2 separate regions of the Homo sapiens genome follow, and region 1 is linked to region 2. A link is a contact called in ENCODE Hi-C data. All regions are on one chromosome and are shown on one strand. Each heading gives the region's core, a stretch centred on a gene start or an enhancer-like site at or near the end of the contact. The rest is flanking DNA. Distances are from core to core; before and after follow the strand shown.

Region 1 (5,312 bases), core at 1,934-4,433, 310 kb before region 2:
CAATCATAATTGTATCTTCACCTTGCTTTCTACTTTATGTTCCTTCTCCTTTCTGTGTGGAAGAGCTCATTATTTCCTGATGAGAGCTAAATAGTAGGGTTTTCATTATTGCTTTTACTTAGTAAGAGGTGATACATCTTTTAGTTTTATAGGCCCCTAATATTATTGAACCATACAGAATTTTGGAATCAGTCCCTTTTATACATGAGGAAGCCGAATCCCTGAAGAAAAGTGACAGCTTAGTTCATTATTCAATGTCCATTCATTCAGTTAGCAAAAATGTGAAGTGCTTGGCTTGCAATGTGCCCAGTGAGGCACTGTGGGGAGACAGAGAGGACTAAGAGAGGATCCTGCATGGGATTCACAAGAAAGAATGAAGAGATCGCTATTATCAAGATGCAGGCAAGTTGCTGAGGGAGCTATGCAGCTATGCACCCCTCATGAATTTGACGTTTCTTTTTCTCCCTGTCTGTGCTAGGGGGAAAAAAATAATAGAGGAGAGACTTGGTTAAATCCAGAGGATTCCAAAGTAATTGCTTCCAAGATTTCCTATCAAACTATGCAGCAGTATGGTTTTTACTCCAAATTTTCAATTCGTGGAATATTACCATAATTAGGGTTTTGTTTGTTTGTTTGTTGTTGTAGTTTTTTGAGACGAGTCTCTCTCTGTTGCCCAGGCTAGAGTGCAGTGGTGAGATCTCGGCTCACTGCAACCTCTACCTCTCAGGTTCAAGCAATTCTCTGCCTCAGCCTCCTGAGTAGCTGGGATTACAGGCGCCCACCACTATGCCCAGCTAATTTTTGTGTTTTTAGTAGAGACGGGGTTTCACCATCTTGGCCAGGCTGGTCTTGAACTCCTGACCTCGTGATCCACCGGCCTCAGCCTCCCAAAGTGCTGGGATTACAGGCATGAGCCACTGCGCCTGGCTTAGATAGGTATTTCTAATTAAAAAAATACTTAGTTGTCTAACATTTTTCTCCCAAGAAAATTGCCATTCAGACACTATTGCTGATTTTCATCACCACAAAGATTAAGATTCATGAGTCATAAGAAAAAGTTTGCTTTCAATTTTAAAGAATAGCAAAAATACTGCAACAAAATGAATGAAAATATGGAGCCATCTGTGTCTTGAATGATAATGCCAAATGAGTGTTTATTGTAAACAATACAATTTATTCAAGTCCACTTTCAATGGAGTGCTTTAGTGTACATGCAAAAAAGGAAAATGAATTCTTTCTTCATTCACAGACCTTATGTGCTACACACACACACACACACACACACACACACACACACACACACACAGAGTCATACAGGTGCGTATGTGATATGTGCATATATGTCTCTAATACTCATACGCAACACTTTCTGACAGGAAATGCAGTTAATTCCCAAACATCCACTATTGGAACTGTCACCTTTATCTGTCACCTGAAAGACAATTCAGGCCCTCATTACCTCTGGTAACTGTCTTAATACCATAGTCTCCTCCGAACACCAACCTGGTATTTGCCCATCTGTTCTAGTCTTTGCAGAGCCATAAGATTAGTTTTCTTAAAACATTACTTAAGTCACACTTTCTTGCTCAAAATTTCCCAAAGCTACACATCTATAGAATATAGTCCCATAAACTCCATAGCAACATAGTAACTATAATTTTCCAACCTTCTCCCTCTTCAACATGAAAAAACCCTTCCACTCCAGCCAAGGAAATCAAATACCATCCTCCTTTCCTACCAAAGTCTTCCCTATTCTAGAAACCTGCGCCAAGTCTCCCCACGTCTCCGGGCCTCACTGACAGATCAGGCCCACTAATCTTTCCCAGAGGCACGTGTTCTGTATCTTGTCTTTGGCACCCAGTAGCAAATGCAATATTTTTGTGAATCCATTTTTTTCCCTCTTTTAATGAGTCCCTGAGCTCCTGGAGGGGCAACCGGATGATTTGGAGAAGGCTCTATTTTAAAAAAATTAATAACGTACAACATGAAAGGGATCTGATGTACAACACGAGGACTAGAGCTAAGAAGTGTCTTGTATTCAGGATTTTGCTAAATGAGTATATTATAGCTACTCTTGCCACAAGTAGAGGGGTGTTGGGGGAAATGCATAACTATGTGAGTTGATAGATATGCTAATGTGTTCCACTATAATAACCATTTTACTATATATGTATCTTATGTTGTATGCCTTAAATATACATACAATTTATTTTAAAAATTAAAAAAATTTAATATTTTATTTTCAATTTTTGTGGGTACATAGTATGTATATATGTTTATGGGGTACATGAGATGTTTTGATACAGGCATGCAATGTGTAATAATCACATCATGGAAAACAGGAAATCTATCCTTCAAGCATTATCATTGGTGTTACAATTCAATTATACTTTATTTTAAAATGTACAATCAAATTATTTTGACTATAGTCACCCTGTTGTGCTATCAGATGCTATGTCTTATTCACTCTATTCTTTTTGTGCCCATAAAAATATTTCTTAAATATCTTGGTTAGTCGGTTAGATCTTAAGATATTGTGAGATGACCAGGAGTTACTTCTTTCACTTACAAGTCAGTGAGCCACCTCCGCTCTTTAAAATCAAGGTAAATTTCGGTGGAAAGCTTTATAGATACTGGAGAGGACGGAGTAGCTGAGTTGCTGAAAAATGGGCGACTTCTCTTATCAAGCATTAATTCAGATCTTCTCTATTAACATGACTTGAAGACACCACCAACTTGATTTTATTTTCTTTCCAAAAAGAAAAAAAAAATACTGCAGTCCCTAGCCAATAAATAACTCACCTGAAGGTCAGGAACACCCTCTCCCTCCTTTCTCACAGGGGATGTCTGGGAGGGGAGAGGGGTCTGGAGAGGCCAGGCCATCATCTAAGTGGGAATAAAGGGCTAAAGCTATTGGCATTGGCAGCTGTCTCCAGGCGTCGTCCGCGGAGCCTGACCCTGCGCCAGGACGGAGGAGGCTGTGCCCATGTAACTGTCCTGAAGTACTGCGGTGGCCCCCTCCCCCGCGGCTGGGAGGGCAGGCAGGACGAGGTTGGCTTTCCTCGCACGGTCTCTGGGCGTGGGCCCCCGCCGCAGCTCCGCGGAGCCTCGGTGTCTCCTGCAACAGGGGGCGGGGGGAACAGCGGCGAGCAGCCCTGGGCTGCGGCTTCCTCCCCACGCCCGAGTCTCCTGCGCACCGCCGCCGAGGACGCGCGCCCGAGCCTAGTCCCCACGCCGCGGCGCGCCCGGGCTCCCTGCTGATCCCAGGTAACTTTTCCGCCTCTCGGAGTGGGGGACTGCGAGGGGGTCTCGGCTTTACGAGGTGCGGAGGAAGAGCCCGAGGCCTGGGGCGAGGCGCGCGGGACAGTGGGGCTGACGCGTGGCTTCGGCGCCGCGCGGTCTCCCGAATCCCGAGCCCCGCGCCCGGCGCGGCCGGGGTCCCCAACCGCCCTCCCGCTCGCCGGGACCCCCACCGGGCCGAGCCTGCGCGCCGCGCCCCCCGCCCGCTCCGCCCGCCGCGGCGCAGTAGTGGCTGGGCCGGCGCGCAGAGCCTGAGCCCCGGCCTCCGGCCTGGGGGCCTCCCTGGGATCCCTGGCCGAAGGGGCGACTCGGTCCCCGCGTCCCTTCTCCGCCAATTTGCACAAATCCCCCGCCCGGGGCGCCATGTTTTAAGTTGCCCCTCGGGCTGGGGGCGAGCGCGGGCCGGCCCCTCCCCCGGGGAGGTGCGGGGGACAGGGGGCGACACTGCGGCGCCGCCCGGGCGGGTGGCGGCTGGCGGGCCGCGGGAGGGGCCCTGCGCTCAGCGCGCGGCGGCAGCGGGCTCGTCCCGGGTGCAGGCGCGGGCGGGCGCAGCGCGGGGCCGATAAGGTGCGCTCCGCACAAAGCATCCCCGCTGGGCAGGGGGGCCGGCCGCTTTTATATAACTTGCCTCGTTCCCCAAACTGGGGCAGCGGCCCCCGGCCGGTGGGGGAGGAGGAGGGAGCGTCCAAGCGGGGTTGCCCTGGGCCTGGGCACCTGCCGGGGCCCCTCGCCTCTGGCACCCGGGCGCGGGAGCACGGGCGGGCCGGGGGCGCCTGGGTCGGCCTGCCGTGGCCCGGGGGCTCGGGGCGGCGCGACTCACCTGGCGCCCTCGGGGCCGCGATTCTCCTCGGGAGGTGTCTGCGAAGGCGGCTCTGCCGCGGTGGGGGTGGGGAGGCTAGGGCTTCGGACCGCTGGAGTTGGGGTCGCAGCCAGTTCCTGGCGAGTGTTTCCTGGCTGCTGCCGCAGGGGCTTGCTTTTTCGGATTTCCCCTCTAATCTCGCCGGACTTCTTCCCCTTCCCCCCCACGCCCGCCAAGTTCATGGCTTCTGCAATGCGGTGGGTGTGGTTACCTAGTAAATTGTAACTGTGGTCCCTTGCAATGAGAGTATTCTTTTCAATTTTCTTTTTATATTACGGATCTGAAGTTTTCTAGGGTTTTTCCGTTAGTTGCAGCCCAGGGTTAAAGTTGGTAGAGATTGTTGCGGAACAGAACAAATAGAATGATAAAGGAAACATGTGGTGTTAATTACTTGTGGAGGTTGGGCTGGGAGGTCCTGAGAGGGCCGGGCAGTCCTGCTAATGCAGTGCTTCCATTGCGTGTTTAAGTTGTTTCAGCTTTTTTACATTAGTCTCGCGGAATTGCTTTTGCAGATACCCTGCCTGTCCTTTTTGTTGAGGGGGGGTGGGGAGTGGGGCACAGTGAGAATTTTAGGCTGCCTGAGGTGGCCAGGTGTGCTGGAGTTTGTCTTGGTAGCATTAACTTCTATAGTACAGGAAGCGTCACACCAAGTGCTTAAAAACATTGTTTTTGAAATTTACCTTGATTTTTAAAGTCTCAAGGAAACAAAAATGATAAAATTCTGCTTATGTCTGTGAGCCATGGACGTAGTCCCAATTACAGCAAATTAAGCAGAAAAGCCCTATTAAGAAAAGAGAGCAGCACATCAAGCTCCAGTGAACTCTGGGGACTGAGAGGTGATTTCTGTCTTGGCTCAGAGTGAGTGTTTAAAAAATGCATGTTAATTTTGGTATCAAACTTTAAAAACTTTAGTTGGAGTAACAAAATTAATGTGAGAGGGAATAAATACTAAATTGGAGAAGCGTGACTTCAATTTGTTAATTTGCAAGGCATTGATAGCTGAATGCTGAATACTGTCTCATTTGCATTATGGTTTTCTGGTGGTTTAGAAAAGCAAAATATCAGATGCACAACTTACTGCATCAAGTTTATTTAGTTAATACACTTTAGCCAAAATAAGTTTTTCAAAACAGAACATGTTTTGTGAATAATT
Region 2 (4,833 bases), core at 73-2,572:
ATACAGCTCAAAGACTGCACCATTCCCATTATTTTTTGCCATTAGTTACGTTTAATTTTAAATATACCATCTTTGGCAGCAAAAATCAAGCTGGGCTTTCCTTCTCCTTTATAAATTGCATATATTTTTAACATATATTAACACTTTAAAACCGTGGGGTGGAAAGTTTAAAATGCCATAAAATAAGAATCATATATGCATTCTTTACACTGTAAAGCATTTTACCAGACATTAGAATCTGCATTCAGAATTCTTTCTCAGAACGTAAGTGTTCTTGAAGACATATATTTTGTCTTACTAATCTGTTTCTTCCAAGCACTACTGTACTAGGCATACGGTAAAGATATACATTCAAGTTTTAAAAGTAAATACTTTTTCCTGGTAGTGGCCAGGGCCTGCGTTCCTCAGACCAAAAGGCGCAAACTGGCATTGCTGTGATTTCAGAAGAGAAGTGAAATGTATAAAACGAAGTAATTCTGGGGAAGGAAAATGTCACAATTTTTCTTCAGTGTTGTCAGGCACACTAACCCGGGAAGCCGTCTCTGGGCCTGAACTATCCAAATTAGTGTCCGAGGAAGTGTGACAAATGCAGGCCCTTCCAAGTTTGACCCTGATTCTCAAAGGTGGCCAAAAGCCGTCTCTAGAAACGGCGGTGGCAGCGGCGTGATTCTGGGAGGTCCATTCAACTTTTAACAGGTCCTGGGCAGTGACCGGGTTGCTGGGCAGTGCAAAGGCATAGAGATTGGCGAGAACAGGCGGCGATCAAGCTTCCCAGCGAGGGTCAAAGTCCAGCAGCTTGGAACTAGTGAGCCGGGCTTGTAGGAGTGAAGCGGCTCGCGCGGGCCCGGCCGGCAGCCGCTCCCCAGACACCGGGGATCCGGCCCGACTGTTTCCTACCCACGACGGCGAAGACCCGCTACAGCGCGTCCACGAAGCCCCAGTACTGAGCCAGGACGGGGCTCTCCCTCTCGATGTAGGCGACTACGAACTGCTCCGCCAGCCGGTGAGGCAGCTAATTAAGAAAGCCACCTTCAGGATGTCTTTCGAGAATCTAGCCTCGAAGAAAGTCATGTAAGAGAACGCCTGCATCAAAAAGTCGGGAGGCCGGGCGGAGTCGCCGTTAAACGTCCAGGGAAAGCCACCAGGTGGGCCGGCGAACGCTCCCGGGCCAGCAGGTAGGCTTTCTCGCACAGCAGCCCCCGCACCCGGTCCGTAAGCTCGTTGTTCTCCCTGCGCCGGGCATGGTTCTAGGTCAGGAGGTCCTACATCATGACAGCCAACGCGTCCATCCTGCGCCTCCCCGCAGGCCTTGCTCCCCGCTCGGTCCCTCCCGGCCGCGGCGCTGCCGGAAGTGCGTGTCGGCGCGGGGGCGGATCCCGGTGGCGGCGAGGGGCGGACTCCGCGGACAAGGCCAGGCCTAGCCTTGAGCTCCGTCGGGCAGGGCCGCCGGGATTGGTGTCCGGCAGAGCGTGAGCCCAGCGGGCTGGAGTCGGCGAGCGGGAGTGAAAGAAGAAAAGCTAGAGAGCGAAGGCAAAGCCCGAGGAGAGAGGGCCGCGGTCGGCGGAGGAATCTGACTGCACGGTTGCGTGCGCTCACTCCCGGAGGGCTCCCTCAGGCGGGCGGCTCCGCTAGTGGCTAAAGGCAAAGCATTCCGGGGCGCGGCGCATGAAGTTGAGCTTCGTCCCTGCTAGCCGCCGCTTTCTCCCCAAAAATACATCCTAGCCTTAATGTTTATGCCTCCATTGCCCCAGTTCTTATCTGTTTTGCTCAATGTCTCATAGCTACAAGAAGGCAATTTCTGACGAAGCCCTCCGTCCCTTCCAAATGGATTATTTTGGCGGGCTTCCACCCGGACAGTATGCCACCCGAATGACTGGACAAGTGCACGGGAGCGGCTGTCATTTGCGGAGTGCGCCTTGCGATCTAGGCGCCTCACAGCGCAAATTATCCAGTAATTTCTCTGAAATCGATGCTGGTTTGTTTTCCCAAGGCAAATCAGCAGCTTATACAGACATTGGGGCCACAAAGCCGGTGGAACAACGGGAGACGGCTTCCTGAGTGTCAGGTCCTCCAAGATGAGCTTAAACTTCGGGTGGTGGGCAGGCTCGGTAGGCGGGAAAGGCCCGTGTCCAGATGAATGCAGTCCATGTTTATATTGATGAAAGACACGTATACCATTTGGTCCAGCTCAACCATTCTTAACAAGTGCTGGCTGTGAGCACTGGTGTGTGTGTGCCTGCGTGCAACCAGCAATGTAAGTGATGACCAGCTGCATGATGCCTTAATTTGAGTGGACAAAGTCGGTCAAGAACCACTTTCAGGCTTCTGGGTCTCCAAGTCTTTGTCTCCCTGTATCCAAACGAGGCATTCCAAGTTTGACAGCATGGAACATTGCATGTCCGAAATACCAACCGTGAAACTGGGTAAAAAGCTTCAGGAGGTGATATTGATGTGTATAGTTTAGGAAATAAAACCCAATACTTACTTCAAAGAACGTAATTTGTGGCTTTTTAGAGAGAAGGATACTTTGACAGTTTTCATTTGTCGTCTACATGTATATGGTACGTTTCATTCTGCCTTTTAATTAATTTGGTATTTTACTATGAAAACTACTTTGTATTAATAAAATAATGTATTTCCAATGTTATAAGTTGTGTTATAACAGTTTCAAAAGCCAAATAAACAAGATGCATTTTGATATCAATTGTTTAAAACGCGTATTTTGAGGAAGAACAAATTCATACTCAAAAAAGTTATCTTTGGGTGGAGTATTGTGGAAAATTTTTACTTTATACATTTCTAGGTTTCTGAAGTGACTGTATTCATTTTATAATTATAGAAACAAGACGTTAAATCCAGAAAACAAAACTTAAGCTTAACCAACTAGAAACTGTCAACCAACTTCTCACTAGGGACTTCCCAATTTAACCAAATATTTTTATTTGTTTTGTGTCTGCAAACATCTTACAAAAGTTTTCCCTTTTTGCCTCCACAGTGGAGCACTGAACTGCTTGTGGTCTAGTGCTGACTGATTCATGAATCACTGGATGCTCAAATAAACTCTAAATTAAAAAAGACATTAAATGAAAGAAAAAGTTAAGAAAATAGAAATGCTTTCCATTTTTTAACAAATGCTTAAACGGAAGGAAGGATGCATGCAGAGGTTAAGTAAGACTGCGTTTCAGATCTGAGGCTCGATCTGAAGAACATGTAGTATATGCCTATTCCTTTATAGCTAGACGTTATTTTCTTTGCTGAGGGAAAAGGAACATGTCATTATATTCAACTCTTCTAAAAAAGGAAAGCCATCTACCGAGTCAGTATAATTTATGGAATTTATCTGGAGCTAAAGGTAGTATCAAAATGCCATTTAAAGTTGCAAAGCCAAAATGAACTCTTACTTTGTCCTTTATAATTTACATGAAATTTATGAAGCAAATAACGAGACTAGGCAGTCATGCTCAAAACACTCAGGATGTGCCTACCACTGACTAATGATAGCTACATATATTCTTTTGTAGGTATATATTAGAAAATAAAATTTTAAAACAACGTGGCCAGATATATGACAGATCTTCAATAGGTATGCAATGTCTGTTTTTAAGTAATGAAACAAAGCAAACACTCCTGAATCTATGGCCCATATGAAGACCTAGATTGTTGAATTTACTGTTATTCCCCTATCCCATCTTTACAGAGTTAACCACTAACCTGAGATTTGGGTTAATCATTATCATACCTGTTTTATTTTTTAAGTGTAGTTTTATATCTATCGATCAAGATCTATATATCTACATACTTTTAAAAGTATGGTTTACATATAAGTATAGTGCACACACATATATGTGTGCTTAATGTTGCTTGTTTCTGAGATTTATACAATTAGTATGACTTTCAGATTTCTGCAACTTGCTTCACTAATTCAAGATTGTTTCTATCATTCCTCCAAGTTGTGCCATGTAGTATTAGTTCATTTCTTCTTGTTGATACATAATATACTACTATGAATATACCATAGTTTATGTGCCGATTTTCCTGATGTTTGGACTGTCTCTAACCTTTTGCTATTACAATTATATGATTATTCTTTATATGTCTTCTGGTGCACATGTTAAGAATATTTGTAGGGCATATATTTAGGAGTGGAATTGCTGGGTTAGAGGGCATGTGGTGATGCTACAGTGTTTTCTAAAATAGTTGTTTCTACTATTGTAGTTGTTTAAAATACAATATTTTAAAAAGTTTATACTTTTACCAACACTTGGTACTTTCAGAACTCTTAAATTTGCCAATGTAGTAGGAGTAAAGCTATAGCTAATGAGTTGTTTTAATTTGTACTTTCTTGATTATTAGTGTGGCTGAGCATCTTTTCATATGTCTTCAGGTACTGCTTGTTCTGTGCCATGCTTGTTCATGCATTTTATCTGTTTCATGGAGGTGTTTTTCCCCCTAATCAATTTGCAAGAGTTCTTGGACATATCTTGGACATGAAACTTTTGTCAGTTATGTGGATTGAATATCTCCAAGATTGTGGCTTTCCTTTATAATTTGTTTTTATATCTTTTGATGAGTAGAAATTACTTTGATTTAGTTGAATTTATCTATCTTCTCTTGTGTTTAACATTTTTAAAATGGCTTTAAACTCTTCCAACCTCAAAGTAAAAAAAAAATTCTGCACTTCTTTTTTAAAGCTTTAAAGTCTTGCCTTTTTATTTTAAGTCTTGGAATTAACATTTTGTGAGATCAGATCCAATTATTTTGTCTTTCTTCTTATTTATTTATTTTTGGACACAAGGTCTCACTCTGTTCCCTAGGCTGGAGGGCAATGGTGTG

Evidence for each region. Hi-C counts contacts between places; a loop is a spot of excess contacts on that map. Pooled maps may share reads with other maps.
Region 1: a loop to region 2 is called in a map of sigmoid colon, with 6 times the contacts of the local background. The contact joins the promoter of EPB41L3 here to the promoter of LINC00667 in region 2. A Hi-C loop is called at or near these places in 3 of 168 maps with a recorded cell type or tissue (PC-3, chondrocyte and sigmoid colon) and 11 of 50 pooled maps.

The regions. Positions count from the first base shown.
Region 1 is chr18:5,541,868-5,547,179 of GRCh38, reverse strand. EPB41L3 (erythrocyte membrane protein band 4.1 like 3) reads left to right here and starts at 3,183. Exons shown (of 23, transcript NM_012307.5): 1 at 3,183-3,267. It overlaps LOC107985145 (a long non-coding RNA gene), which reads right to left and starts at 4,351. Exons shown (of 4, transcript XR_007066440.1): 1 at 4,121-4,351; 2 at 2,803-2,886.
Region 2 is chr18:5,234,589-5,239,421 of GRCh38, reverse strand. LINC00667 (long intergenic non-protein coding RNA 667) reads right to left here and starts at 1,322. Exons shown (of 3, transcript NR_015389.1): 1 at 373-1,322. LINC00526 (long intergenic non-protein coding RNA 526) reads left to right here and starts at 1,393. Exons shown (of 1, transcript NR_026849.1): 1 at 1,393-2,698. RefSeq lists an enhancer at 807-986 and a silencer at 1,207-1,376.